Regions from separate parts of the Mus musculus genome. Here region 2 is linked to region 1. Evidence: chromatin loops called from intact Hi-C (ENCODE). Cell type or tissue: left cerebral cortex. All regions are shown on one strand. Each heading gives the region's core, and the rest is flanking DNA. Links, peaks and the distances in the headings are about the cores only.

Region 1 (15,772 bases), core at 3,430-11,429:
CTCCCTTTAGGCAGTAAGGGTGGGCCCGACTTCCATCGTATATCTTGACTAAAGAACCAAGGATAGGTTCATGCGGCTGGCTCAGGATTCCGTTGGTTTGTTTTAAGATTTATTTGTTTGCTTTTTAAATTTTATTTGTTTTTTTTTCTTTTTCTTTTCTTTTTTTTTTGTTTCTGTTTTTTGTTTTGTTTTGTTTTTGTTTTTGTTTTTTTGAGGCAGGGTTTCTCTGTATAGCCCTGGCTATCCTGGAACTCACTCTGTAGACCAGGCTGGCCTTGAACTCAGAAATCCTTCTGCCTCTGCCTCCCAAGTGCTGGGATTAAAGGCGTGCGCCACCACGCCCGGCATAATTTTATTTGTTTTTAAGATTTATGTATTTATTTATTATTTGTGTTTTTATGTATGAGTGCTCTATCTGCATGCCAGAAGAGAGCACCAGATCCCATTATAGATGGTTGTGAGCCACCATGTGGTTGCTAGGAGTTGAACTCAGTACCTATGGAAGAAAAGCCAGTGAGCATTTAACTGCCGAGACATCTCCCCAGTCCCATGGATTCCTTCTAAAAGGACACAGAAAAGGGAACTAGGTCAGACAACTGCGATAGGTTTTTGGTTGGGTCTTTTTTGTTTGTTTGTTTCTCTGCTACTGGTGAAATGAATCAATTCAAGCCAGAGTGAGATGATATTAAGTGCAGGATTATTGGAAGTTGCTCTCTGGCCCCAAGGACAGAAGCCAGAGAGGAAGGAAGAGAATTGTACATATTCTCTGCTCACTCCTTTTCCAGTTTCCTTCCCGTTTGAGGGTATGAGAAATGGCTTGAGATGACTTTGGCAAGCTTTGATCTTCAGGTACTCTTGCTCCGTTAAGCTCACCAAGAGCTAAGAAAGGCTCTGTAACTCTCAAAGCAATCAGTACCACTAACCTAACCTGTTTTGTATCACTAATTTTAAGTGTCTTTCTGCTAAAGCTCAATGTTACTAGTAGATTTCCTATAGATACACATATGCCAACCCTAGCCATGATGCTGATGTTGTTTTCCATATTTTGAGGTTGGAAGCTGGTTTTGTTTTGTTCAAAGAGTGACCTTCTGTCTAATATGGGGCCTGAACTCTCAGCTATTAGCACCCCCCCACAACAAAGTCAGGTATTAAGGACAACCCCCCCCACACACACACACAGAGTTTCTCTGTGTAGCCCAGGCTGTCCTGGAATTCACTCTGTAGATCAGGCTGGCCTTGAACTCAGAAATCCACCTGCTTTTGCCTCCCAAGTGCTGGGATTAAAGGCACGTGCTACCACTGCCCAGCAAGGACAAACTCTTATATTAATAAACCTTCGAAGTATTTTTCCTTAGCACCCTGTATTAGTCAGGATTCTCTAGAGTCACAGAATTTATGGGTAGTCTCTATAGTGAAGAAATTTGTTATGATGACTTACAATTTGTAGTCCAACTCAGCACTTCTGTGAATGGGAAGTCCAAGGATCTAGTAGTTGCTCAATCTCACAAGAAGAACACCATGCCAAGATCCAGATCAGAAACTTCTATCTCCCAGCCTCAAGGTCAGGATCACAGGTGAGCCTTCCAATTCTGGATTGTAGTTCATTCCAGATATAGTCAAGGAATAGCCATTACACCCCACAACCACCACCACCACCACCACCAAAATTAGGAACAATCATGCCTAGAAGTACTCTGTACCCTTTTGTACCAGCCATCTTTATGATCGATTCTGAGCATGTCCTCAAGTGTGTCCTGTTTTTGTTTTTGTTTTTAAATTAGATTTATGTGTACAAATGTTTTGTCTGCATATATAGCAGGTGCATGCCCAATACTCATGAAGATCAGAAGAAGGCATTCTATGGTTCTGAAAATTGCCGAAAGAAGACTCCAGACTCAGATAGTCTTCAGAAACAACCAGCATGTGAGGGGTTGGGAGTGTCAACCATTCTTTGAAATGTTGACCCCCAGACAAAGGTGCACAAGCCTTCTTATAGGGAACCAGGAACTCTCTAGAGGAACTAGGTAATCTAAAATTTCATTGGTGGGTGCTAGGAGATCACAGGTGGTCAGTGGCCTGCATTCCTATGTCATGAATATTTAGCTATAGGATGGGATAGGGCTGCCCAGCACAGATGGCCCATTCTGAGATAAGATATTTCCCCATTTTTGTAGTTATCCCCAGGCTGCTCTATGGGAGGAGGGTTTATGATCTTGTTCTGGATTTTATGGTCTGTCCCTGGAGCTGTCATCTAATGACCTAGTTTCTGGGACTGATGTCTTATTGTTCTTTTTTGAAATCAGGCCTGGTCCTTAAGTGGAGACAAATGGGGTTTATGTTGTGCTTTCAGCATCAGATCCCCTGATATCGGAGTTATGAGTTACAAGTGATTATGAGCCACCATGTGGATGCTAAGAATTGAACCCAGGTCCTCTGTAAGAACAGGTACTCTAAATTGCTAAACCATGTCTCCCATAAGGCTCCCCAATATAGCTGAATAGTCAGTTTTTATAGCCAGAAAATGTGTGTGGCAAAGATGTCTGCATTAATTATGTCAATCTTATGAAAACAAAGGACTGTCCATCTTTTGAGTTTGTCTTTCATGCAAATGCAGGACCATGGGTGCATCAAATTGGTAGTCTCTCATTCAAACGGAGCACAGTGTTAGTACTGATCTTAGACTTTCTGTTGGCCCACCAGGAGAATTGCACTTCTGGTCTAGGTGAAAATGGCTTCAAGGTCATCTAGAGTTCATTGAGGCTTGAAATGGCAAAGAGCCAGGTGTAAATTGAAATAATCATGACTAGAATAGTGCCTTCTGGAGCCAGAGTTGTGCTTTGGCAGCACACAGCTGTTGCAGTTTCTTCAAGGCCTTTATGTGTTAATAGAAGCCTGAGAGTGTTTGGATGGCTATTTTTCTTGGTAAGCCTTTGTCCAAAGCATCCAGCGCTAGGGAATCTGCCAGGAGTTATCAACTGAGCCCACAAACACCTTACTGTTAAGTACTAAAACGCTGCACGGAGACCACCACCCACATATGCAGTTGGCAAGAGTGTTTTTATTTCTTGAAAGAAAGAAGCCTGCATGCAGGGGTCAGCCACTTACAAAAAGATGGTAAAGACAGACAAAGTTCTGCAGGCCTTTTTGTAGGAAACTAGGGGGATTTTAGCTAGGGTTAGGTAATCTAAAACTTCATTGGTGAGAGCCGGGTGATGTTACATGGGTTGTTTTCTGATTGGCTTGTGGTCAGTAGACTGCATTCTTGTGTCATGAATGTTTAACTACACAATGAAATACCCAAACCATATAAGGCTGCCCAGAACAGATGGGCCATCCTGAGATACAATACCTCCCCATCCTTGTGGGTATTCCCAGGCTGCTCTTTAGATGGGGGATTCTGTGGCCTTGTTCTTCTTGGAGCTGGTGCGGGGGTGGGTGAGTATTGTCAGTTCTGGGAAAGGATGGCTTTCCTCCTTTCCTTTTAAAGTTAGGCCTGGTCCTAAAATGAAGTTTATGCCATCCTCTCACCTTATTTAGAGGAAAAATAAGCATGGAGAGGATTACAGTATTTTGTATTATTTAACAGTATATCAATAATGCTTAAGTTCTGCTAAAGTACACCAAGGAGAAGTGGGTTCCTCTAACCTGTATCATTTTTTACCTACTACAGTAGTGGTTGGTTCTCAACCTTTCAATGCTGCAACCATTTAATACAGTGCCCCAACCATAAATTTATTTTTGTTGCTACTTCATAAACGTAATTTTTCTACTGTTATGAATTGTCATGTAAGTATCTGTGCTTTCTGTTTGTCTTAGGCGACCCCTCTGAAAGGGTTGTTTGTCCTGAGAAGGGGTCATAGAGCTGCTGTGCTAGATGAGAAATTTTTCCTGATGCATCTGACTGTGAAGTTGATCTGAAGATATTTAGAGGACAAATTCATCAAGTTTACCTTTGGAAACCTATGTAGTATTATGTAAAACAGTTTATCTCCATTATATTATATCACCAGTATTTTTAGCTTATTTTTAAAAATAATTTATTTTTAATTCTCAATAAATACTTGCTACATAGTCAAATCCCCAGTGATCAACTGTTCTGAGTTAGCAAGAAATTAAGTTTAAAATTTTTTATGAGAAAAAAACTTATCCATTATTCAGAATTTAAGAATAAAGCTATTATTGGTGTTACAAATATCTTTAGGGTTAGGGACTCAGCCACCCATGACATCATGCCTGCAAGGCAATCATGGTATCACTGAGCTGTGTCCCCAGCCCTGCCCACTGAGCTGTGTCCCCAGCCCTGCCCACTGAGCTGTGTCCCCAGCCTTGCCCATTTAACCTCTTAGTGCTGTTTCAAAGCAATTAAGCAGTGTCTTCTGCTCAATTTTCTGACCCATGGTAAAAAATCTAATGCTATAAAAAACACTTGGCAAATAGCAAAGTGTTTTGAAAGTGTTTGTCAAAATGTAAAAAATAAGGAGTTCTACTTATTTATTTAATCTTGTCATGGCCATGTATTTGGACGGGCTAAATTAAGTTTTATTTATGGCATAATTTCACAATAACTTCTCTTAAATGTCTTTTACAAACATCAGTGCATATATGTGGGATATATAGTGCAAAACTATAAATAAGTTAGTTCAGTTTTTTTTTCTTTTCTCAAAACAAATTCTGGTTGTAAAACACCTATGTATTATACTGGGGAGTCCAATTTAAAGCAAAACAAAACCATTCTTACTAAGAAGCAAAACTTTCAAATCATTTACACATTCACATTCTATGTATTTTTCTCATAGTCAACAAGTGGACTCAAATGGTTTAAGATACCCCACTATTTAAAGAGAAAAGTGTCTGCAATAATTTGAAACCACGGAATTAACTTTATTTCAGCACTGGCTGCAATCTTCATAATTTCTTTGAGTTCCTCCTTTGATACATAGCAACAGCTTTTAATCTCATTGGGATCTGGATTCAAGGTTACATCCTTCCTCAGCAACAAAATGTAATCAATTTCACATTCACCCAAGATACCATCAGATTGGACCTTGTAGTAAATTCTTGTTAGGTAACTGATTTCATTTAGATCAACCTCTTCCAAGAGGATTCCCAACTCTGCTTTTAAGCACCTCTGTGCTGCTCGCTTCACAGCAATGGCATTGTTTTCATCCAGCTCACCTGGACACTTAATAGATGACTACAGCAACTATTGGTGAAACAACCTGGAAAGGTAATTTTAGCATCTGATCTCTGCTGTAACAGGAGCTTATTTTCATTATTAAACAAGAAGACACTAAATGCTCGGTGGATGTAATAATCCTTTGTTGATGGATTCATTCAGGTGACAGTTTTTCTTGGTGTCAGCTCCAATTTTATTGCCATTTTCATCAATAAGAATACACATCTTTGCTACAAAGTAAACTGATTTTTCATCAAGATGGTTGGTATTTATTTCAGGCATTATGACCTGAATGTCTGACCTGACCTAGAACACAGAGATTCCAGTTAGAGGTAGTCTCGTGTATTTTTAGATGCATGTCCTATTACACATTTGCACCATGAGTTCCCAAATTTATGCCGTTACAGTGCTCCCTCTACTCCTGTCTAAGTCCTGTGCAATAGGCACTAAGTATCATCTGCCTTTGGGAGAAAGGTATAGTGTTGATTCAAAAAACTCTCACCTCAATGGAGAGAAAAGAGAACTTATTCTAGAACCAAATGAGTGATCATGGCTTGGAAACACAGATTTATGTCACCCCCTGTCCCCATGTTCCATGTTTCAACATGGAAGTAGTTTCATGAAGCTTTTTTATAGTAACAGAACAAAGAAAATCATCAGTCAAGACAGGTTTCTACATTAGTGGGATGGTTAGGTACGTTTTTTAAAAGTGGGGAAACCTGTTTTAGGCTTCAGGTGCTATTTGACAGTACTCGGAAAACTAATACCCTGTGCATTCCAAATGAAAGCTTGAACTCGGTGTGTTCCAGCTGAAGGTCGTGAAGATGTTAGGTACACAGGAGGACAATACATTAAGGCTACTAAGAGATCTGCAAATGGCCCATGATAAATTGGCTCTGGATTTGCAACACTGTAGATTCTTCTATGTCAGTCCGTGCTAGGCAAGATACACTCCCCACCTTGGACATGATGGGGGCTTTGTTTGTTTGTTCCTTTGGTTTTTGTTTTTGTTTTTTTGTTTTTTTTCGAGACAGGGTTTCTCTGTATAGCCCTGGCTGTCCTGGAACTCACTCTGTAGACCAGGCTGGCCTCGAACTCAGAAATCCGCCTGCCTCTGCCTCCCGAGTGCTGGGATTAAAGGCGTACGCCACCACACCCAGCTCGGATACGACGTTTTTAATGGGGAAAAAAAAAAATCTGTCAACAAAATCGAAAATTATGTGAAAAAATTCCATTTTCTCCTATCTCAGTGGTGGAATTAAGTTAAATCATTAAATCTTTTTTTTTTTTTTTTTCCCCCGAGACAGGGTTTTTCTGTGTAGCCCTGGCTGTCCTGGAACTCACTCTGTAGACCAGGCTGGCCTCGAACTCAGAAATGCGCCTGTCTCTGTCTCCCAAGTGCTGGGACTAAATCATTCATTCATTTTGTTAATATCATATCATAGCATACAAAGTATTTAAACATTATAACATTAAGTACCTTAAACTACATTCCTTTTGGGCTGATATGCTACAATTACTTCTGCGAAGCTAAATCATTTTCCCAAACCAGTTTTAGGACCTATAAAGTGACTTTCATGAGAACGAAGTATTTAACTAGGCTTCTGGTCACTGTCTTTTTCACATGCCTACACACTCTGTCCTTGCACACGGTCAAAAGCCGACCAAATACTAGGAATTCGGTTGAAGCCCATCATCTTAAGCAGGGAGTTGGGGTTTTGGGTCATTTGCTGCCTGGAACCCACCAGGTGGAGAAGGTTGCAGGCCGGCCGCATTTTCTGCGCACGCGCGCGCACCAATCCGGCCGCGTGTTCCGTTTAAGGGGCGGAGCCTCATCGCTCTTGTGGGGGCCACTGTCGAGCGGAGTCGCTTTTGGGTGTCCTTGGCCGCAGCTGGAAACTGACGGCCACCTTCTCCAACTCGCAGCATGCTGTTGGGGTTGGGCGGCCGGTGGGCAGCGGGCCTATGGCCGGGCCGGACGAGGACGACGTGGTGTGTGGCCGCCGCGCTCCGAGGTTCCGGGATCGCTTTCTGGCGTGCGGCCTCGCTAGCCGAGCCAGAGCGGCTCCGGAGCGGCGGGCATCTAGCGCTAGCCGAGTCTTGCGGGCCACCCGGGCGAGCGCAGGTCGGCTGTTCGTAGGCTGTGGTGGTGGGGAGCGGGCGCAGCATGGGGTCTGGGAACTCCAGTGCTGAGGGGACACTCCCGGTGCGGGCCTGGGAGGAGCAGGCCTCGACCTCGGGGTCCGCAGCTGCTGTCAATCCAGGGATTGATTCTCCTTTCGAAGGCTATTAAAGCACCACAAATGGTTCTTTTTGTTGTTTTTCAGAGACAGGATGTCCCAGTTTTGTAGACTCACCTGTCCTGAATTCGCTATATAGACCCGGTTGTCCTCGAAATCAGAGACTCGCCTACCTATTGACTTCCCATTCTAGGATTAAAGATTTGCTCTGCTGCGCAGGGACTTATTTCTTACTCTAGAGCTAAAGGTCAGAAGGGCGCTAAGTGCTAAGAAATTGATGCAGCACGTGGAGCTAGCCTCCTAAGTTGTGTTACTTGTCCGTTTTTAGGAATTTCTTTGATTACGGAGTGAAAGGTGGGGTGTGGATGTTATTGAACAAAGTACGTAGTATGTTAAACTATACTATAAAATGTAAGAATTTTGTGGGTTTTCGAGACAGGGTTTCTCATGTGTAGTCTTGGCTAACCTGGGACTTGCTCTGTAGACCAAGCTGGCCTTGAACTCAGATATCCCCTGCCACTGCCTCCAGAGTGCTGGGATTAAAGGTGTAGCTCGGCAAGAATTTTATGTATATTAAGCTACATTGTAATATATAAGAATTTTAAAAACTTTTAAGAAATGCTGAAAGTGGTAATTGAATTATTTGTTGTTAGTTGCTTGTGGGTGGGTTTCCCTGTGTAGCCCTGGCTGATCTGTTGACCAGGCTGGTGCTGGCTTCAAACTCACAGATAAAAGGTGTGTGCTATAGCCAAGGGTCTCGAGATATTGGACTCTTAACTGAATTTCAACACAAATTAGGCATACTTTTTACATTTTTAAATGTGAGCAATGTGAAATTCATTTTTAGATGCTCATTTATACATACTTGGGAAACTCCTGTTTCATATAGCTTTCAAGCAGTTTTTCAAGCAAGCTTTCTTGCTAAGAGATAGAAGGCCCAGGGTATGGTAGTGGCACAGACTTAAAGTCCCAGTGTTAGCTCTGGAGGCTCAGACAGAGGATCAGCATGAGCTTCATGGTCAGTTGGAGGCCAACATGGACCACATTGATGACTGGACTTGATCTTCAAAACAAAATGGGGTACAAGGTATATGCAAGGCTTTCAGGGAGACAGCCTTAAAAATGCTAGTTATTCATGTAACTAGTTCCTAAGTACTAACCACAGGGGTGGTAGGAGAAGCCTAGTCTGTGGAGGCTTTTGTCTTCAGGATGGGAGTTTGATCTCTGGACATGCCTGTGCATACGAACCCACCAAACAAAACAAAGCAAAACAAACCCCTCAATTTACAGTATTTTGCTAAGATTGTTTTTTGTTGTTTTTTGACTGGACTTGAACTCAGAGATTTACGTGCCTCTGCCTCCTGAATGTTGGGCTCAAAGACATGTACAGTCATGCCCTCTGTATTTTCTTAGATTATTACATTAAAGCAAATTTAAACAAATGTTTTTGCCTATGTAGTATCTGTGTACATACATGTGGAGGTCATCATTGACTGTCTTCTATCTCAATCTTATTTAAGATTTTTTTGAGGCCAAGTTGGCCTCAACTCAGATCAGCCTGCCACTGTCTCCCAAGTGCTGAGACAAAGGGCATGCACCACCACTGTGTAGCACGACTTTTACTTTATATGTATGGGTGTTTTGCTTTCATGTATGTGTATACATACGTACGTACATACATACATATGAACGAACCACACCTATCAGTGCTCATGAAGGCCCAGAAAGGGCATGGATGCCAAGGGCTTGGGTTGCAGAAGGTTGTAAGACACGTAGGTGCTGGGACTCTGAACCTTGGTTGTCTGGAAGCGCAATGAGCCTCTCCATCCTGAAGCCTGGTTTTAAGAGATAAGATCTCTGACTCTGGAGCTCTCTGGTTGGCTAGAGTGGCCGGCAGGAAGCCTGGGAATCCTCTAGGTTATTTGAGAGAATTCTTTGCATGGCATTGTAACAAGTTCTCTTTGTTATATTTAAATGAAATAAAAACAACATTGATAGAAATAAAAATTTGTTCAACCAGTTACTCAATGGTTTCTTGTTTCAGCAGATACCTGTTTGTTGGGAACAATGTGTCCGCTGCTTCCATACACAAGTTGATAAGCCAGAAAATGGCAGGCTGATTTATACTGGAAACCTGGCCCGAACGATATTTGGTGAGTAGTCTGAAGTGAGATTATTTCCTTATTTTCCTTTTTCTTTTTGAGATTATAAAATAATTACGCTTCTCCCTTCCCCTTCCTGCCTTCAAAACTTCCTATATCCCCTCCCCCGTTAGTTTCGTTTAAATTCATGGCGTCTTATCCTCAGTTATTGCATGGATATATGTATATGCATAAATATTTCTAATTATAATTTGTTGAATAGATACAGTGTTACTTGTTTGTGTTTTCAGGGCTGACCATTTTGTGATGAAAAACCAGTTGATGTGTTCTTTCCTGGGGAAGACCACCTCTCCCAGGCCCAGCTTTACTCAATTGCCTGTAGTCTTTGCATGGGGTTGAGATCTCTGGGGCTTGTGCCCAGTAAACCTTTTTTAGCATATGTTAGTTAACCTTGTTGTTTGTTTGTTTTGTTTTGTTTTTGTTGTTGGTGGTGTTTTTTTTTTTTTTTTTAGCATGTCTCAATTATTTTTTTCCTTAAAGCTTTTTGAAACAATGTAGAGGTTGAGACTTTGTTTTTAGGGTTTCAGTGATGTTTAAAGGCCGAGTTGCAGTGTGTGATTTGATACCTAGGCACTGAAGCTTCCCTTCCATCATTATTTGTCTTAGAATAGCCAACAGACAAATACAACTCTGTGAGTATTCTAAGAGGAGTGGAAGGAGATTGTTACAGTTTGATTTGAGCTCTGCAGCTCATGTATTTAATAGATTAATAATATCTTAATAATATATTTATAAATATATTTATAATAATAAAAGCACAATAATATAATAATATATACTTACTAGCCTAACTTTCCCAGCTGATGGCGCTGTTTTGAGAGTTCTGGAAACCCTAGAAGAGGCCTTCCTCTTAGAAAGTGGGTCACTGGGGGTGAGTTCTGGAGGGAGGAATATCTTGTTCCCAGTTCCTCCCATCCTTCTCTCTCTGGTTCCAGTTTGCCATGAAGGTCTTCCACTACATAAACCTTTTGGCATGATGTTTCACCCAAGTTCTTAGGGACTAAGCAACTGTAGATTGAGAACTCAGAAATAATGAGTCAAAGTTGCCTTTTCCTTCTTTTAAGTTGCCGTTTTTCAGTATTTGGTCAAATGCAAAAGCTGTGACCAAAAACCTGGTAATACTTCTTTTATGTTGTTTTGAGACAAAGTCCAGACTATCTTGTATACCTGGTGCCACAGACCATTTTGGTCCCTTGTCTGCGAGGAACGGGTCTCAGGTGGGCAAGGAGTCAGCGGGAATTGACAGACTCGACACAAGGGAGTGTGGATCTGAATGTAACTTGTCAAATTGAACATCAAACTTTTTATACAGAAGAAAATACGGAAGTTGGGTGACACAACCAGCAAGGTACAAAGAGGTTACTGGATTCTTACATAAAACAGGAATGCAAACACGGAAGGACTGGTGGGAACCTACTGGGATAAAATTTAATGTTAACAACTGAGATCAAAAACAGCTCCACCTAAGGTCCACTTAATCTTAGAAGCCAGGGGCAAGGGCTTCGTGCCCTTGCCATAGTTCCTATTCTAGTCCACCTTGTATAGTCCACCTTCCCCCTAGGCCATTGTAAATACTTGTGTATGGGTGTAACTCAGCTACCTATAGTTCTAAGTATCTACTCTGGTTCCTCTTTAGGTCACAAACTTCCTTCTTCCTAGATAATGGTAAATTTCTGTGTTGGGCAGTGACTTAGCTATCCATGCCCAAGGTCGTATCAAGGACTGCCTAGAATCTAACTTAGCTATACATCAAAATATCAATCCTTCGGAGCACTTATAATAAAGCAATATTAAGGGAAAACACACAGATCCGTTTACCAACTAAAGCAAGGACATTGGAGCATTCTGTATACAGGATGCCACAGTTCCAGGAGACTAAGTTTCCATGAACTTTTCACCTCGGGACAGCACCCAGGTTTTCGGGGCCTGTCATGCGTGTCACTAATGGAGTGCATGTAGCAACCTGGCCCTGGTTATACCTCTTTAGAATAGTTGTTTGAAGCTGGGTGTGGGGGTGCACACCATTAGTGCAAGTGTATATCTGTGAGTTGGGGGCTAGCCTTGTTTGAGGACAGTCAGAGCTACATAGTGAAACTCTGTCTCCAAAAAAAAAAAAAAAAAAAAAAAAGTCACAGGGTGACAGGGGCCTGTAATAACATCTGGCCTCACTGGCCTCATTTTTACTTAAATGTTTCTAAATTTAACATTTAAAATGTGGGTGGAGCTGGCAGTGTCGCTCAGTGGTTAGAATACTTACTTGCCTAGGGCTTAAAGTCCTATGTTCAGTTCTGAGCATTGAGGGAATGTTTTATATTTCCAAAATCTGTAAATAATGTTTGTTCAGTTCTTCTTGGAATTTGTAGAAGACTTATTTATTCTCCCAGGGATAGAGGATTATTGTAGAGAAGGAAAGGTGGCATATTGAATAAGTTCAGTAAAGCTATTTACTGACTTTGGTCATAGTTTAGTGGAGACACTCAGAAGAACTTAGTGAAGTTACATGATTTATTAAGTCCTCAGAGTTGTCCTGTATTTTAGTAACCTCAGTAAGAATGGAATCAGAAATACCCTGCAGATTGCTGTATGGCCAAGTATGGCCACAGCATTTCAGTGCCTACACTTACTCATGTTGGTATAAAATGACTGTAAAATTTAACTCTGGAAATCTGTTGGTTTTCAAGTATATGGTATTATAGTACACTTAAAATTTTAGCTATCTATAACTTTTTCAGAATAAGGACCAATTATTCTACTGACTTTAGAATTGCAATTCAGTGGTTATTATCATTAGGGGGTTAGAAAGTTCTTCAAAAGTCTTAATGAGTTGAAGGTTTATAAAGGAAGGGTTATTGATTTGTCCTGTATCCTTCCTTGACTCTTGTTTGTAAAGGAGAAAGCCAAGATGGATTTTTGTATGGATAAGCTATAATGTCTGTGGGAAGAGTGTAACTGGAATATCAAAGTTCTACAATTTTGGAGCTAGGCAGAAGTTTAGTGTTTAAAAGAGTGCTGGCTGCTCTTACATATTCAATTCTCAGTGACCACATGGAGGCTAACAAGCATTTGTAACTACAATTCCATGGGATCTGACTCCTTCCTACAGATACCAGGTATACATGGGTTGCACAGACAAAACATCAACAGATAACATAGTGATTTTAAAACTTTTTTGGTTGGGCAGTGGTGGCACACACCTTTAATCCCAGCACTCAGGAGGCAGAGGCAGGCAGATCTCTGAGTTTGAGACCAGCCTGGTCTATAAGAGCAAGCTCTAGGACAGCCAGGACTATTCAAGAGAAACCCTGTATTGAAAAACAAAACCAAGGGCTGCAGAGATGGCTCAGCAGTTAAGAACACTGACTGTTCTACCAGAGGTTCGGAGTTCAATACCCAGCAACCACGTGATGGCTCACAACCATCTGTAGTAGAATCTGACACCCTCTTCTGGTATATCTGCAGACAGTGACAGTGTACTTACATAAAAAAACCAAACAAATCTTAAAAAAAAAAGAAAGAAAAGAAAAGAAAAACCAAAACCAAAACAAAATGCAATTGTAATTGGTAGAGGAAGTTGTTCCCTGAGTCTTTGTTCTGGGTAGTAGAAGTGGAAAGTTGCTTGTCAAAGGTTGGAGCTACTTTGTACCTGGGAACTCACCAGAAATACCCAGGAAGTGGTGTGATTTGGAGCATTAACTGCTCCATGGAAAACACTTGAAGGCTTCCCTCATTATTGTTAATGCAGTCACAGATAATTACAGATCTGCTATGTATTGTACAGGGGCACTGTGTTAGGGATACTATACTTAAAGGTAATGTAGAATCTTAACATTGGTAGGAAAGAAAGGGTGAATATACCACATATTTAGTGCAGTATTTCTAAGTTGTAAGTTAGATATGAGTTCACGTTGAGGAGACAGATTGGTCTTATCGGGATACCTTTCCATAAGGCCTTTCCATAATGCCTTGTCTGACGAGTAAAGTCTGGTATGAGGTGTGGAAGGAGCACATATATCCTAGGTGCAGAATACTTAGTACAAGCAGAGGCAGGAGGATTGTCAGACTGAAGGGATCTCTGAGCGTGTCTGGGAAAGATTCCCTACATCAGCTTAGTTAGTGTGGGAAGATCCACCCTAAATGGGAGTTTGCCATTCCATATGTGGGGTCCTGGGCTGGATAAAGGCGAGAGAGCTCACTGAGCTTTCCTAACCGAATGGCCTGTGCCTGGCCACATTCCAGCAGTTCCTGATGCTGCACCTTCCTATCTGGTAGTTTCTTTTTAGTAACTGAGAACAAGAGAAATGTATGTTCTTACAGGTCTGGGGGCTACAGTGTGACCTGGGTCACATTTCTTGAAGACTCTAGGAAGTAGTATTCTTACCCCTTAATCCGCTGGTGGCTCCTGGCTACCTTAGCATTCTTGGCTTATAATTTGTCTGTGACTGTTACTTGTTCTTCCTGTGGCAGCCTTCCCTGCATCGCTTACTTTTTGTGTCCTTATAAGGGCACTTTCATTAGATTTAGAGCCCACCTTAATCCTGCATGATCTCATTTTGTTCTTTAGATCTACAAAGATCTTACTTCCAAATAAGGACACATTATAAAATTCTTGTAGGCATCAGTTTTAGGGGACACTAACTTACTACAGTGTAACAAAAGTAATGGGGAAGGTATTTTGGAAGGGCTGAGAGTGTTATATAGGAGTCAGCATGGTCCTCAGTGATCCCGTGCGTGCTGCTGTCATATCAAGCACCTGTGGGAAGAGAGGCACTAAACAACAGCCAGTGGCAGTGGATAAGAATGACAGCTTCGTTCCACTTTTGTGAACAGTAAGTTGTCAGACTTCTGTTTTTGTCAGTGTTAGAAAGCAGTAACACTTACATGGATCTTACAAATTGAGATTTTTGTGCTAATTTATTTAAAGGAACAGTTCCATATTTTCCCTTGAAATGTCAAGCTTTTTGGTTTTCTCATTCCACAAACATTCATCCTTCTGATATAAGTTCAGAATATTTTTGTCAAGGATAGGATGTATCTCAGACTGGCCTCAAATATGATACACTATGTTGTTTTCCTCTTTTCTTTCCTTTCCTTTTCTTTCTTTTTAAAAAAAAATATAGTTAGACTGTCAGTCATTTGACCCTGGTTGATGCTGGAACTTCAAAAACTATTTTAACTATTTTATAATACATACATACGTACATACATACATACATGTGTTATTGTGTCGTTATGGGAGCATGTGCATATGAGTACAGATGCCCCAGAGTCAGGAGCCCTTAGGAAGTCAGTTGGGTCCCTTAGGGGCTGAAAATGCATGCAGTTGTGAGCATCTCGTTGGGTCTGCTGAGAACTGAGTCCTGAAAGAGCCCTACCAGCCGAGCGTCCTCTGGTGTGCTTATACTAGGATCTCATGCTGCCCAGTCTCGCCGCAGACCTGCTGTACAGCAGGAACTAGTTGTGAATGCTTTCGCCCTCTGTGTTCTGGGATTATATGTGTGTGTGTGTGGCATCATGTCCAGCTTTGTTTCTGTATTTTGAGTCATACTTCAAACTTTTCTATTTCAGATTATAAAGGGCTTCAAGGATATGGATACCTCTGTGATTTCTTTCTTCACACTTATCTCTGCTGTCTGGATTTTTTTCATGGCTTATGGTATAAAGGATGGATTGAATTTTATACTTTTGTTTTTAAGTTTTAAAATTTTTACCTTGTGTGTAAGAGAGGGAGAGAATGAGAGAGGAGACATGGCATTTTTGTAAGAGAGGGAGAGAATGAGAGAGGAGACATGGCATATTTGTAAGAGAGGGAGAGAATGGGAGAGAGGGACATGGCATATTTGTAAGAGAGGGAGAGAATGGGAGAGGGGACATGGCATATTTGTGGAGGTCAAAGAGCAGCAGGTCTTTCCTATCTTTGTGTGGGTTCTTGGGCTGAAATTAGGTTGTCAGAGCTTGTACAGCAAATGCCTTAATCTGAGCCAAGGCTTTATCATTTTCTATATCCAGTTTTCCTAAACCTCACATCGTTTACTAAAAAGTTAATTTTTTTACATACTGATTTCCTACCTCCTTTCTCACTTCCTTCTTTTCCTTTCCTTTTCCCTTTTCTTTTTTTTCTTTTCTCCCTTCCCTCCCCTCCCCTTCCCTCCCCTCCCCTCCCCTCCCCTCCCCTCCCCTCCCCTCCCCTCCCCTCC
Region 2 (15,772 bases), core at 5,302-13,301, 80 kb after region 1:
GATTTCTCAACCTCTAACACTCCTGTAATGAGACAATGTTTGTATATAGCCCAGAAGCATCTGTGTTGTTACCTACTGATTTCACTGATGGATCTGCTCATTATTCTGAGTTTCAACTAAAAAAGTGCAGCTTCCCCCCTGCCCCCCCGTCCTTTGACATCTTCCTTGATTACAAGCCAAATTTCAGCTTTTGAGGGGCCAAGGCAGAAGTATTTTGAATTCTTGGCCAGTCTCGGCTACTTAGTTTCAGGCCAATGTGAGCTATATACACTTTATACATGTCACTTCTTAAACTTTTTTTCAGCAAAGTTTAATAGGGAAGATCAAATATTTCAATTCTAAGTCAGAGGAAGATATTTAGGCATACAAAGTTAAAAACTACATTTGTAGCATTTTAAAGTTGAAAAGACTATGCGAAGAAGTACGAGAAAACTAAAAACCACTTAGTAAGCAAGATGGCAGTATCTATTTAGTGGAGTACAAAACAAATGCTTAGCTTAGCTATGGACAGTGAGAAGCTAAAGCAAACCTGCTTGTAGTGTTATATAATTTTCTTGTCTCTCAGTTTTGCCTTTTTATTTATTTTGAGACCAGATCTCACTACATAGCTCAGACTGGTCTTGAACTTTTAAAGATTTATATATTTTTGTTTTATATGTCTGAGTGCTTGGCCTACATGTATATATGAATACCACATGTGTGCCTTGTGCCTGCAGAGGCTAGAGGAGGTGATTGATACCCTGGAATGGCGTTATAGGCAGTTGTGAGGCATCACATGGGTGCTGGGAACTGAACCTGGGTCCTCTGCACAAGCAGCAAGTGCTGCTAACTTCTGAGTTAGTTCTCCAGCTCTATTATCTCCGAATTTGATCCTCTTGCTTCTGTCTACCAATTGCTGACATAATAAGTGTCCCCATCTATCTTAGTCAGGGTTTCTATTCCTGCACAAACATCATGACCAAGAAGCAAGTTGGGGAGGAAAGGGTTTATTCAGCTTACACTTTCCACATTGCTGTTGATCATCAAAGGATGTCAGAACTGGAATTCAAGCAGGTCAGGAAGCAGGAGCTGATGCAGAGGCCATGGAGGGATGTTCCTTACTGGCTTGCTTCCACCGGCTTGCTCAGCTTTCTTTCTTTTCTTTTTCTTTTTTTTTTTTTAAATTTTTTTCAGCTTGCTTTCTTATAGAACTCAAGACTACCAGCCCAGGGATGGTCCCACCCACAAGGGGCTCTCCCACCTTGATCACTAATTGAGAAAATGCCTTACAGCTGGATCTCATGGAGGCATTTCCTCAACTGAAGCTCCTTTCTCTGTGATAACTCCAGGTGTGTCAAGTTGACACACAAAACCAGCCAGTACATCATCTATGACCTAATTCTTCACTAAAACTTCTAAGATTAGCATTGTTTATGGAGAAGGCCATCGAGCAATCATCTAGTAGAAGGCCTCTTTGTGCTCCCAGCCACAGCTGCCACCAAACTGAAACCTGCAGCCGCCAAGCCAAGGACTCTCCCAGAGGGGACTGTAAGGACCTGTCCCTCAGTCAGTGGTACTTGAGACACTGAGATGCAGATCGATGCAAAAAGGAAGAAGTTTATTTTCCAGAGAGTCAGGGTCAACCTTCAATCAGTCCCTCAAGGCAAGTTACTAAAACAGCGACCCGAATGGCCATTACAAGCAGTTTTTATACTTTTTGGGGGCACAGGTTACATTAGCAAGGTTACAGTTCAAACTTATTGGCTAAGCATATTGACCTTTTTAATTTACTTATTTATCATATGTAAGCACACACTGAAGAGGGCGTCAGATCTCATTATGGATGGTTGTGAGTCACCATGTGGTTGGTGGGATTTGAACTCAGGACCTTCAGAAGAGCAGTTAGTGCTCTTAACCACTGAGCCATCTCTTCAGCCCGCATATTGACTTTTAAATCTACTGGCTAGCAAGCATGGCATGCATTTGAACTCTACTTGGGACTTTCCAGAGGGTCAGGTGACTACTGTCAGTCAGTACAGTCTGAGAATTTTTTACTCAAGAATATTCTTGTGGGTGGAGAATGGAACTTGGCCTAGCCTTGACCCCAGGTGGGAGGGGGAAGCTGTAAACAGGGTCTGGGACTGGGAAACCCCTTAAGATTACTCAGGACCACCTGGAGCTCCCTCTTCTTCCCCCACCCTGCCTCGGCTAGATCCAGCCCACAGGCCCTCACTCTGCTCTTAGCTCTTATGCAGCTTCTGCCTGGGTGTCCAAGAACCTGTGTTGGGAGCCGCGCCCACATTCGCCGTTACAAGATGGCGCTGACAGCTGTGTTCTAAGTGGTAAACAAATAATCTGCGCATGTGCCGAGGGTGGTTCTTCACTCCATGTGCTCTGCCTTCCTCGTGACGTCAACTCGGCCGATGGGCTGCAGCCAATCAGGGAGTGACACGTCCTAGGCGAAGGAAAATTCTCCTTAATAGGGACGGGGTTTCGTTTTCTCTCTCTCTTGCTTCTTGCACTCTGGCTCCTGAAGATGTAAGCAATAAAGCTTTGCCGCAGAAGATTCTGGTCTGTTGCGTCTTTCCTGGCCGGTCGTGAGAACGCGTCTAATAACAATTGGTGCCGAATTCCGGGACGAGAAAAAAACTCGGGACTGGCGCAAGGAAGATCCCTCATTCCAGAACCAGAACTGCGGGTCGCGGTAATAAAGGTTCCCGTAAAGCAGACTGTTAAGAAGGATTCAACTGTATGAATTCAGAACTTTTCAGCTGGGGAACGAGAGTACCAGTGAGTACAGCTTTACGAGGTAAGTCTGATCTTGAACTTTCTAAGGAAATTCAAGACAGTCTATCAGAAGTAAAGTGGAATATGTTTGGCCTTGAATTTTTTCTGGTGTTAGGAGCCCTTTTGTTCCTTTTCACATGTTATCAAGTGGTTAAGATAGGGAGGATTCTAGATGAAATTCAGGACAAGCTATCAGAAGTAAAGCGGGGAGAGAGAGTAGGAGCAAAGAGAAAATATGGTACACAAAATAAGTATACAGGCCTTTCCAAGGGTCTTGAACCCGAGGAAAAGTTTAGGTCAGGTAAGAATACCTGGGGAGAGATTAGAAGGAAGGAAAAGAAAAAAGAAAAGAAAAAAGATCGATTAGCGGAGGTCTCTAGGAGATACTCGTCACTAGATGAGCTCAGGAAGCCAGCTCTTAGTAGTTCTGAAGCAGATGAAGAATTCTCCTCTGAGGAAACAGACTGGGAGGAAGAAGCAGCCCATTACCAGCCAGGTAAAGTGCTAGCTAATCAGTTAAGGAAGCCAAAAGCGGCTGGCGAAGGCCAGTTTGCTGATTGGCCTCAGGGCAGTCGGCTTCAAGGTCCGCCCTATGCGGAGTCCCCGCCCTGCGTAGTGCGTCAGCCCTGCGCAGAGAGGCAGTGCGCAGAGAGGCAGTGCGCAGACTCATTCATTCCCAGAGAGGAACAAAGGAAAATACAACAGGCATTTCCGGTCTTTGAAGGAGCCGAGGGTGGGCGTGTCCACGCTCCGGTAGAATACTTACAAATTAAAGAAATTGCCGAGTCGGTCCGTAAATACGGAACCAATGCTAATTTTACCTTGGTGCAGTTAGACAGGCTCGCCGGCATGGCACTAACTCCTGCTGACTGGCAAACGGTTGTAAAAGCCGCTCTCCCTAGTATGGGCAAATATATGGAATGGAGAGCGCTTTGGCACGAAGCTGCACAAGCGCAGGCCCGAGCAAACGCAGCTGCTTTGACTCCAGAGCAGAGAGATTGGACTTTTGACTTGTTAACGGGTCAGGGAGCTTATTCTGCTGATCAGACAAACTACCATTGGGGAGCTTATGCCCAGATTTCTTCCACGGCTATTAGGGCCTGGAAGGCGCTCTCTCGAGCAGGTGAAACCACTGGTCAGTTAACAAAGATAATCCAGGGACCTCAGGAATCCTTCTCAGATTTTGTGGCCAGAATGACAGAGGCAGCAGAGCGTATTTTTGGAGAGTCAGAGCAAGCTGCGCCTCTGATAGAACAGCTAATCTATGAGCAAGCCACAAAGGAGTGCCGAGCGGCCATAGCCCCAAGAAAGAACAAAGGCTTACAAGACTGGCTCAGGGTCTGTCGAGAGCTTGGGGGACCTCTCAGCAATGCAGGTTTAGCGGCTGCCATCCTTCAATCCCAAAACCGCTCCATGGGCAGAAATAATCAGAGGACATGTTTTAACTGCGGAAAGCCTGGGCATTTTAAGAAAGATTGCAGAGCTCCAGATAAACAGGGAGGGACTCTCACTCTTTGCTCTAAGTGTGGCAAGGGTTATCATAGAGCTGACCAGTGTCGCTCTGTGAGGGATATAAAGGGCAGAGTCCTTCCCCCACCTGATAGTCAATCAACTGATGTGCCAAAAAACGGGTCATCGGGCCCTCGGTCCCAGGGCCCTCAAAGATATGGGAACCGGTTTGTCAGGACCCAAGAAGCAGTCAGAGAGGCGACCCAGGAAGACCCACAAGGGTGGACCTGCGTGCCGCCTCCGACTTCCTATTAATGCCTCAAATGAGTATTCAGCCGGTGCCAGTGGAGCCTATACCATCCTTGCCCCCGGAAACCATGGGCCTTATTCTCGGCCGGGGTTCACTCACCTCACAGGGCTTAGTAGTCCACCCTGGAGTTATGGATTGTCAACATTCCCCTGAAATACAGGTCCTGTGCTCAAGCCCTAAAGGCGTTTTTTCTATTAGTAAAGGAGATAGGATAGCTCAGCTGCTGCTCCTCCCTGATAATACCAGGGAAAAATCTGCAGGACCTGAGATAAAGAAGATGGGCTCCTCAGGAAATGATTCTGCCTATTTGGTTGTATCTTTAAATGATAGACCTAAGCTCCGCCTTAAGATTAATGGAAAAGAGTTTGAAGGCATCCTTGATACCGGAGCAGATAAAAGTATAATTTCTACACATTGGTGGCCCAAAACATGGCCCACCACAGAGTCATCTCATTCATTACAGGGCCTAGGTTATCAATCATGTCCCACTATAAGCTCCATTGCCTTGACGTGGGAATCCTCTGAAGGACAGCAAGGGAAATTCATACCTTATGTGCTCCCACTCCCGGTTAACCTCTGGGGAAGGGATATTATGCAGCATTTGGGCCTTATTTTGTCCAATGAAAACGCCCCATCGGGAGGGTATTCAGCTAAAGCAAAAAATATCATGGCAAAGATGGGTTATAAAGAAGGAAAAGGGTTAGGACATCAAGAACAGGGAAGGATAGAGCCTATCTTACCTAATGGAAACCAAGACAGACAGGGTCTGGGTTTTCCTTAGCGGCCATTGGGGCAGCACGACCCATACCATGGAAAACAGGGGACCCAGTGTGGGTTCCTCAATGGCACCTATCCTCTGAAAAACTAGAAGCTGTGATTCAACTGGTAGAGGAACAATTAAAATTAGGCCATATTGAACCCTCTACCTCACCTTGGAATACTCCAATTTTTGTAATTAAGAAAAAGTCAGGAAAGTGGAGACTGCTCCATGACCTCAGAGCCATTAATGAGCAAATGAACTTATTTGGCCCAGTACAGAGGGGTCTCCCTGTACTTTCCGCCTTACCACGTGGCTGGAATTTAATTATTATAGATATTAAAGATTGTTTCTTTTCTATACCTTTGTGTCCAAGGGATAGGCCCAGATTTGCCTTTACCATCCCCTCTATTAATCACATGGAACCTGATAAGAGGTATCAATGGAAGGTCTTACCACAGGGAATGTCCAATAGTCCTACAATGTGCCAACTTTATGTGCAAGAAGCTCTTTTGCCAGTGAGGGAACAATTCCCCTCTTTAATTTTGCTCCTTTACATGGATGACATCCTCCTGTGCCATAAAGACCTTACCATGCTACAAAAGGCATATCCTTTTCTACTTAAAACTTTAAGTCAGTGGGGTTTACAGATAGCCACAGAAAAGGTCCAAATTTCTGATACAGGACAATTCTTGGGCTCTGTGGTGTCCCCAGATAAGATTGTGCCCCAAAAGGTAGAGATAAGAAGAGATCACCTCCATACCTTAAATGATTTTCAAAAGCTGTTGGGAGATATTAATTGGCTCAGACCTTTTTTAAAGATTCCTTCCGCTGAGTTAAGGCCTTTGTTTGGTATTTTAGAAGGAGATCCTCATATCTCCTCCCCTAGGACTCTTACTCTAGCTGCTAACCAGGCCTTACAAAAAGTGGAAAAGGCCTTACAAAATGCACAATTACAACGTATTGAGGATTCGCAACCTTTCAGTTTGTGTGTCTTTAAGACAGCACAATTGCCAACTGCAGTTTTGTGGCAGAATGGGCCATTGTTGTGGATCCATCCAAACGTATCCCCAGCTAAAATAATAGATTGGTATCCTGATGCAATTGCACAGCTTGCCCTTAAAGGTCTAAAAGCAGCAATCACCCACTTTGGGCAAAGTCCATATCTTTTAATTGTACCTTATACCGCTGCACAGGTTCAAACCTTGGCAGCCACATCTAATGATTGGGCAGTTTTAGTTACCTCCTTTTCAGGAAAAATAGATAACCATTATCCAAAACATCCAATCTTACAGTTTGCCCAAAATCAATCTGTTGTGTTTCCACAAATAACAGTAAGAAACCCACTTAAAAATGGGATTGTGGTATATACTGATGGATCAAAAACTGGCATAGGTGCCTATGTGGCTAATGGTAAAGTGGTATCCAAACAATATAATGAAAATTCACCTCAAGTGGTAGAATGTTTAGTGGTCTTAGAAGTTTTAAAAACCTTTTTAGAACCCCTTAATATTGTGTCAGATTCCTGTTATGTGGTTAATGCAGTAAATCTTTTAGAAGTGGCTGGAGTGATTAAGCCTTCCAGTAGAGTTGCCAATATTTTTCAGCAGATACAATTAGTTTTGTTATCTAGAAGGTTTCCTGTTTATATTACTCATGTTAGAGCCCATTCAGGCCTACCTGGCCCCATGGCTCTGGGAAATGATTTGGCAGATAAGGCCACTAAAGTGGTGGCTGCTGCCCTATCATCCCCGGTAGAGGCTGCAAGAAATTTTCATAACAATTTTCATGTGACGGCTGAAACATTACGCAGTCGTTTCTCCTTGACAAGAAAAGAAGCCCGTGACATTGTTACTCAATGTCAAAGCTGCTGTGAGTTCTTGCCAGTTCCTCATGTGGGAATTAACCCACGCGGTATTCGACCTCTACAGGTCTGGCAAATGGATGTTACACATGTTTCTTCCTTTGGAAAACTTCAATATCTCCATGTGTCCATTGACACATGTTCTGGCATCATGTTTGCTTCTCCGTTAACCGGAGAAAAAGCCTCACATGTGATTCAACATTGCCTTGAGGCATGGAGTGCTTGGGGGAAACCCAGACTCCTTAAGACTGATAATGGACCAGCTTATACGTCTCAAAAATTCCAGCAGTTCTGCCGTCAGATGGACGTAACCCACCTGACTGGACTTCCATACAACCCTCAAGGACAGGGTATTGTTGAGCGTGCGCATCGCACCCTCAAAACCTATCTTATAAAACAGAAGAGGGGAACTTTTGAGGAGACTGTACCCCGAGCACCAAGAGTGTCTGTGTCTATGGCACTCTTTACACTCAATTTTTTAAATATTGATGCTCATGGCCATACTGCGGCTGAACGTCATTGTTCAGAGCCAGATAGGCCCAATGAGATGGTTAAATGGAAAAATGTCCTTGATAATAAATGGTATGGCCCGGATCCTATTTTGATAAGATCCAGGGGAGCTATCTGTGTTTTCCCACAGAATGAAGACAACCCATTTTGGTTACCAGAAAGACTCACCCGAAAAATCCAGACTGACCAAGGGAATACTAATGTCCCTCGTCTTGGTGATGTCCAGGGCGTCAATAATAAAAAGAGAGCAGCGTTGGGGGATAATGTCGACATTTCCACTCCCAATGACGGTGATGTATAATGCTCAAGTATTCTCCTGCTTTTTTACCACTAACTAGGAACTGGGTTTGGCCTTAATTCAGACAGCCTTGGCTCTGTCTGGACAGGTCCAGACGACTGACACCATTAACACTTTGTCAGCCTCAGTGACTACAGTCATAGATGAACAGGCCTCAGCTAATGTCAAGATACAGAGAGGTCTCATGCTGGTTAATCAACTCATAGATCTTGTCCAGATACAACTAGATGTATTATGACAAATAACTCAGCTGAGATGTGAACAAAAGTTTCCGGGATTGTGTGTTACTTCCATTCAGTATGAGAAATTTACTAGGGCAGCTAATTTGTCAAAAAGTCTTTCTCAGTATATGTTACAGAATTGGACGGCTGAATTTGAACAGATCCTTCGGGAATTGAGACTTCAGGTCAACTCCACGCGCTTGGACCTGTCCCTGACCAAAGGATTACCCAATTGGATCTCCTCAGCATTTTCTTTCTTTAAAAATTGGGTGGGATTAATATTACTTGGAGATACACTTTGCTGTGGATTAGTGTTGCTTCTTTGATTGGTCTGTAAGCTTAAGGCCCAAACTAGGAGAGACAAGGTGGTTATTGCCCAGGCGCTTGCAGGACTAGAACATGGAGCTTCCCCTGATATATCTATGCTTAGGCAATAGGTCGCTGGCCACTCAGCTCTTATATCCCATGAGGCTAGTCTCATTGCACGGGATAGAGTGAGTGTGCTTCAGCAGCCCGAGAGAGTTGCACGGCTAAGCACTGCAATGGAAAGGCTCTGCGGCATATATGAGCCTATTCTAGGGAGACATGTCATCTTTCAAGAAGGTTGAGTGTCCAAGTGTCCTTCTCTCCAGGCAAAACGACACGGGAGCAGGTCAGGGTTGCTCTGGGTAAAAGCCTGTGAGCCTAAGAGCTAATCCTGTACATGGCTCCTTTACCTACACACTGGGGATTTGACCTCTATCTCCACTCTCATTAATATGGGTGGCCTATTTGCTCTTATTAAAAGGAAAGGGGGAGATGTTGGGAGCCGCGCCCACATTCGCCGTTACAAGATGGCGCTGACAGCTGTGTTCTAAGTGGTAAACAAATAATCTGCGCATGTGCCGAGGGTGGTTCTTCACTCCATGTGCTCTGCCTTCCTCGTGACGTCAACTCGGCCGATGGGCTGCAGCCAATCAGGGAGTGACACGTCCTAGGCGAAGGAAAATTCTCCTTAATAGGGACGGGGTTTCGTTTTCTCTCTCTCTTGCTTCTTGCACTCTGGCTCCTGAAGATGTAAGCAATAAAGCTTTGCCGCAGAAGATTCTGGTCTGTTGCGTCTTTCCTGGCCGGTCGTGAGAACGCGTTTAATAACAAACCTGAAAAGCAGACTGGCCTCATTGCAGGACGGGGGCCTTCCTCCTCCCTCCAGCAGCTCCAGCTCTCCTGCACCTCAGACTGTGCTTCCCCACTCCCGAGCGGTGTCCTGGGGCTTTCCTATGGCCCAACATTTGCCCCGTGACAGCTTGGGGTAAGGTTGGTCAACTCCTGCTTCCCAACTCCCCCAGCGGCCATGCCCTGTGGCAGAGCAGACTCAGGACACACAACCCTACATGATCCCTTAGATGGATTTTTATTGTTTTCTTTCCAAAGCTCTCTTCTATTGTTTGGAGACAGTGTCTTATGCACCCCATAATAGCCTTAAACTCTCCATGTACCTTGAACTTCTGATCTTTCTGCCACAGCTTCCTAAGTGCTAGGATTACAGGCATGTGGTACTAAGGATCAAACCCAGGGTATCACGTATTCCCAACAAGCACTCTATGGACAGAGCAACATCCCTGTCCCCAAAACTTCCTTCCTAGTAGTTAGATCTACTGTGGAAACAGAAACAAATAGTGACTTTTATAAAATTTCTTTCTGGATTCCAATAGTACAAAATTAAGCAGCCCAGGGCCTGTCTGAAGGCTGCATTATTAAGGAACCATTTGCTTTTGGGCACAATCATCCCTGTGGACCTCACCAGGGCATTCTGAGAGGACTCCATATTACTTCTACTTTCTAGTGGCTGAGAGGGATGGAGGACACACCCACTTCTTATAAGAGCATGGCCTAAGTGTGTTTGCCCTAAATACTTTTACTCACTTCTTACTTATCAAAAGTTGGTTGTGTGACTGACTATATTTAGCTGGAGAGGAGGCGGAAAATGTCCTTACTGGGGCACAGAATATAAACTAGGAGCTCTGAATGGATAATGGGGACACCTAGTGGTCCCTTACAGAATGGCCAATTTAGATTAATTAGTGTGATTAATATTTAAATGGTTCATTAGACTGCAATCAATACAAGAGTATGGGCCTTTTTGTTTTTGATCATCACTGCGTTCTTTTCCTTTATCCCAGTGCCTGGTACTTTTTAATAAATATTTGATGAAAATGCACCTGTATTGGTTTGGTTTTGTTGTGCTAGGAAGCATTCGTGAACTCCAAAAGACCACCAAGGAGTTGACGCCTATGTAATCATACTTAAGTTTGGGCTTACTTACTGTCCCAGAACTCTCATCAGGAAAAGGTTTAATTGGAAAATAAGAGCAAACAAGGGGCTTTCCAGCCTGGCAAGCACTAATTGAATGTCTATCGACAGGTGGGTGCTCTGAAGCAAGACCATATACAATTAAGAATAGTCTGAAAGTACATTTGAAACAATCAGACAAATCTTTGATTAACTGTTGCTAGGAAGTAGCTAGAGAGCTAGCCAAGGACAAGCCATGGGGTCCTTCCTGGTGTGTGTGTATTAATTTTATTTTATTTTTCATTTAAGATGGAGGCCGATTCCAAGATGGAGTAGGGTTGGCCTCTCAGTTTCTTACTACTTTTTGCATTTCTCTGTCTTAGAGTTGAAGCTACAGCCATATCAAATCTCTGTTGGTTACAATGAAATAAGTTGCCTCCTTGAATTGAATGTGTAGCTAAGGGTAGAATACATGCTTTGTACAGAGTGAAGCACTGGGTTCAGTGTCCAGTATCTGCACTCGTCTGTGTGACCACACACACACACACACACACACACACACACACACACCATTTTGCTGTTGTTTAAATTTCGTAGATGACTTTTCAAGTTATAATACATTTTTTATTCTTGAGACAGGGTCTCATGTATCTTAGGATGACTTAAAATTCTCTATGGTAACCAGTGCTAGTGCTGAACTCATAATCTTCCTGCCTCAATCTCCTGAGTGCTGTGATTACAGGCATGTACCACCACACCCAGTTCTCTAATCCTCTTAAAAATATCTACAACCTATAAGATGTTAGCAGTAATAGAGAAAAGGAGAGGGGAGCTGTTCTAAATATAGACACAAATGTGGTTAATGTGTGAAAAAATATAGGCACAAATGTGTGAAATCTGTATGAGGTTCAATTATGAGTCTGAAAGCCAGGAAGTGAAGCAATAATTTTAGGCGAGGGAAGTGAAAAGTTTCTGTTTTCTTCATGTTCATGAATGGGCCTGATGGAACCAGATTGCTAAGGAGAGCAGCTTTTAGGCAAGGAGGACACACCACATCCGTCTTCTGTGTGCAGAGAAGTGTGTGTGTGTGTGTGTGTGTGTGTGTGTGTGTGTGTGCAAATAGGAAGTTAAGTCTGGAACTGGTGGCAAGAACTGAAGCAAAGGTAATGGAGGAGTACTGCTTTCTGGCTTGTTCTTCCTGGCATGCTCAGTGCTTTCTTATGTAATCTGGGACCACTGGCCCAGGGTGGCACAGCCTACAGGAGACTGGATACTCCACATATTAACCATTAATACAGGAAATGCCAAATAGACATGCCTACAGGCCAATCTAATGGAGTTATTTTCTCAATTAAGGTTCCCTCTTCCCTCATGAACTTGAATCAAGTTGAAAAACAAACTAGCCAGTACAATGCCATTCTACTTGTTTGTTTGTTTGGTTTGGTTTGGTTTTTTGAGACTGGGTTTCTCTGTGTAGCCTTGGGTGTCTGGAAGCTAGCTTTGTAGACCAAGCTGGCCTTGAACTCAAGAACCTGCTTCTGCCTCCCGAATGATGGGGTTAAAGGTGTGCACCCACAACCAGTGGCATACAGCTGTCAGTTCTGCATTTGTCTGCATGATCTCTTAGAAGTGCATTTGTTCGCAGGCTCCTCAATGCACACAAACTTTTTATTTTATTTTGTGTGTGTGTGTTAACTTTGTATTGATTCCTTGTGACTTTTACATCATACACCTCAATCCCTCTCATTTTCCCATCTCTTTGTATTTACCCTCTGCCCTTGCAGCCTCCCTCCAAAGGAACCCCCTCCACCCAAAAAAAACCCAAACCCAAACCAAAAAACTTGGCAATGGCCAAAGATCTTGTTGGTGGTGCTGTTCATATATCAGTGAGGAGCAGATGACAGTCCTTTGCTCATCCTAGTTTGATGCCTGGGTTGGTGGCTGTGATGGTTTATATGTTCTTGGGCAAGAGTGGCCCATTTGGAGGTGTGGCCTTGTTCGAATAGGTGTGACCTGGTTGGAGTAGGTGTGTCACTGTGGGTGTGGGCTGAAGATCCTCACCCTAGTTGCCTGGAAGTCAGTCTTCCACTAGCAGCCTTTGGATGAAGACATAGAACTCTCAGGTCTGCCTGTGCCATGCCTGCCTGGATACTGCCATGCTCCCACCTTGATGATAATGGACTGAACCTCTGAACCTGTAAGCCAGCCCCAAGTAAATGTTGTTTTTTATAAGACTTGCCTTGGTCATGGTGTCTGTTCACAGCAGTAAAACCCTAACTAAGACAGTGGCCAAAGCTGTCTTCTGCCTAGGTCTCATAAAAATCAAATCAAATCCAGGAAGCACAGTGTAGGATGAGGAAGACTGACTAGACAGAGACCTGCAAACTGCCATGCCACCCACAGACACCTACTTGCTTCCACACCACTAAGGGCTGACAGATGATGCCACCTAGGGGCCTGCCAGCTATGTGGCTACCCTGCAGCAGGAGCCACCACAATGTGCGAGTACCTGGTAGTTAGATAAGAGCAACTTGAGCATTGTGAAGAAAGATGGAAACTGCAGACTCCAGGGTGGAAAGAAGTAGCCTGTTGTGAGTGGACAGCCTTGCCACCTGGCCATGGTAAAATCTTAGCTGGAGCTGCCACTGAGAGCCATGTCTGAATCTGTGTTCACACAGTGGCAGGGGTTAGGGTCGATGGAGTCGTCCCTGGTCTGGGAAGCCACTGGAAACCAAGTGGATGCCCAGGGACTGTGTAGAACTGGCCCCACCCCTCACCGGCAGCAACATTCTGGAGAGCACAGTGGAGCTAGCCCTGGTGGCAGGGGTGTGGGTGACTCAGTACCAGGAACATGAGTGTGGGAGAGCTGGCCCTGCCACCCATCTGTTACGAGGTGGTCTGGGTTGTGGGAGGTGATGCCCTTCCTTATAACCTGCAGCAGTCAGGAGAGTTTACCCTGGGGTCATGAGCACAGACGAGCTGGTCCTGCCCCTGGCTGGCTGCAGAACTGTGAAGAGCAGGACATGCACTTCACCTGGGAAGCACAGTAGTTCTAGACCTGGTCAAGGTGGAGCAGCTGAGCAAGAGTATGAAAACTGGCCGGGTCACTCATTGGTCATGAAGTGGTGTGGGTGAGGGGATGATGCCCTCTCCCCCCTGCCCGTCATTACCTGTGGCTATTGGGAGAGCTGGCTTTGGGTCATGAGCGCAGGTGAGCTGGTCCTGCACCTTGTCTGGGAAGCAGGCCTTGGTGGAGAGGGCACAGGTGAGCTGGCACCCGAGGGTTAGAGCATGGGAGAGCTGGCCTTGCCACTCATCTGACATGAGGGTGTGAGGCGATGCCCCCCTCCATTGCTCTTTGCTACCTGCTATAGTCAGGAGAGCTAGGTGTGAGAGTGGGTAACTATTTCTGCCTCCTCACTGGCTGTAGCACTCAAGAAAGCAGCCTGGGTAACACAGTGGAGCTGTCCCTGATGTCAAAAGCACTGGTGAACCAGCCCTGAGGGTGTAAGAACAGGAAAGCTGCCTAGTACCTCACAGGATGCAGCACTTGGAAGAGTAGGCCCCTTACCTTGACTGGGCAGCACAGTAGAGCTGGCTCTAGAGGCATGAGTGTGGGTGATCCAGTGCTGAAGTCATGAGAGCCAGAGGGCTGACCCTGCCTCCTGCCAATGGTAGTATCGGGTGGCCTAGCAAGAGCAGTGCTGGAGAGCTTACTCTGGTGGTGCAGATAAGGGAAAGTTGTCACACTGACCAGCTCTGTTACCACCCAGGCCCAGATCCAAAATCTATATCGTCTGTGAAGAGTTGGGATGTGTGAAAGGGCCAGTCAGGCTGATCCAAAGCTGGAGGATCTCCATGACATGACAACAACAGGATAACTGGGAGGAGTCCCAATGATGATCCAATTCTGATGGTGTCACACAAGCCAGAGATCTACAACCAGACCTATGACTCACTGAAATGAACATTTGCAAGTGAAGATGTGTGGACAGAGGGATATGCTGTAGGACACACTGTGACATACTACAGCTACCATGATGAGATTTTTTTTATGCTTTCTTGTTGCTTACTTGTTTGTTTGTTTTTTATTTTGCAGGGGAGGTTGCAGGGGCAGAGGACAGATATGAAGAGAAAGAGTGAGCTGAGAGAGGGACTGCGGTGCATGATGTGTAACTCACAAAGACCAAAAAGTTAAAAAAAAAATCTCGGTATGGAAGCTGCAGTGTGTCCCGCACTATATAACTCCTCTTCTTCCTCCTCCTTCTCTTCTTCTTCTCCTCCTTCTTCTCCTCCTTCTCCTTCTTCTCCTCCTTCTCCTCCTTCTCCTCCTTCTCCTCCTTCTCCTCCTTCTCCTTCTTCCTCTTCTTCCTCTTCTTCCTCTTCTTCCTTCTCCTCCTCCTCCTCTTCCTCCTCCTTCTCCTCTTCCTCTTCCTCTTCCTCTTCCTCTTCCTCTTCCTCTTCCCCTTCCCCTTCCCCTTCCTCCTCTTCCTCTTCCTCTTCCTCTTCCTCTTCCTCTTCCTCTTCCTCTTCCTCTTCCTCTTCCTCTTCTTCTTCTTCTTCTTCTTCTTCTTCTTCTTCTTCTTCTTCTCCTTCTCCTTCTCCTTCTCCTTCTCCTTCTCCTTCTCCTTCTCCTTCTCCTTCTCCTTCTCCTTCTCCTTCTCCTTCTCCTTCTCCTTCTCCTTCTCCTCTTCCACACCTTTTAAACCCAGCATTCAGGAAACAGCCACACAGATTTGAGTTTAAGGTCAATCTATAGAGCAAGTTCCAGGACAGTCAAGTTTAGGTAGTGAAGGAGTTAGAAAACAGAAAGCTGGTAATAGAACAAGTGGGGTATGCTCCAGCTCCAGAGCAGAACTCAGCAGCTTCAGCCATGCTGAAAGGAGGAAGCCAGATGAGTTGCCAGCATCCATTTTTCTCTGCTTGCTGACTTTGGATGTAATCTGATGAACTGCTAGCTCCTACCACCTTGCATTCATTTGCCATGATGGACTGCATCTTCTCAAACTGTGAGCCAAAATAACCCCTTCTTTTTGTCAAGTAATCAAGCACAGCAGTGGGACAGGTACCTAATACAGTACCAAAGATAGTCTTTTCACTCAGAAAGTGTCAAGGGATTTTAGGAAAATCTACTCATGAAGTAGGAGAAAGCCCACATATATCAGACCATGTTCTCTCCTATAAAACTCAATCTTTTTTCAAGAACACAGAGCTGGTTTTCAGAATTTCAATATTAAATTCTTTTAAAAAATATTTATTTATTCATTATATGTAAGTACACTGTAGCTGTCTTCAGATACTCCAGAATAAGGAGTCAGATCTCATT

Evidence for each region. Peaks named below come from ENCODE experiments on the same cell type or tissue, not always from the same donor. Only the 100,000 strongest peaks of a DNase experiment are listed, where the experiment ranks them.
Region 2: it touches region 1 in a loop (2.3-fold over the local background); 3 of 42 quality-filtered maps call a loop at or near these places.

Annotation. Positions count from the first base shown.
Region 1 is chr1:16,658,205-16,673,976 of GRCm38, forward strand. Tmem70 (transmembrane protein 70) reads left to right here and starts at 6,987. Exons shown (of 3, transcript NM_027415.2): 1 at 6,987-7,301; 2 at 9,464-9,569. The coding sequence starts at 7,104. It overlaps D030040B21Rik (RIKEN cDNA D030040B21 gene), which reads left to right. Exons shown (of 4, transcript NR_037998.1): 1 at 1-1,574; 2 at 1,817-2,024; 3 at 2,351-2,445; 4 at 3,817-4,074. It also overlaps the pseudogene Gm7654. In left cerebral cortex, for the core only: a CTCF peak has its summit at 6,912; DNase peaks (open chromatin) are centred at 6,989 and 7,602; H3K4me3 peaks cover 1,854 bases; H3K27ac peaks cover 1,147 bases.
Region 2 is chr1:16,736,014-16,751,785 of GRCm38, forward strand. No RefSeq gene overlaps it. Among named protein-coding and RNA genes, the nearest start is that of Ly96, 55 kb to the left of the region's middle. In left cerebral cortex, for the core only: CTCF peaks have their summits at 10,212 (motif pointing left) and 12,902 (motif pointing left); DNase peaks (open chromatin) are centred at 10,125, 11,382 and 12,858.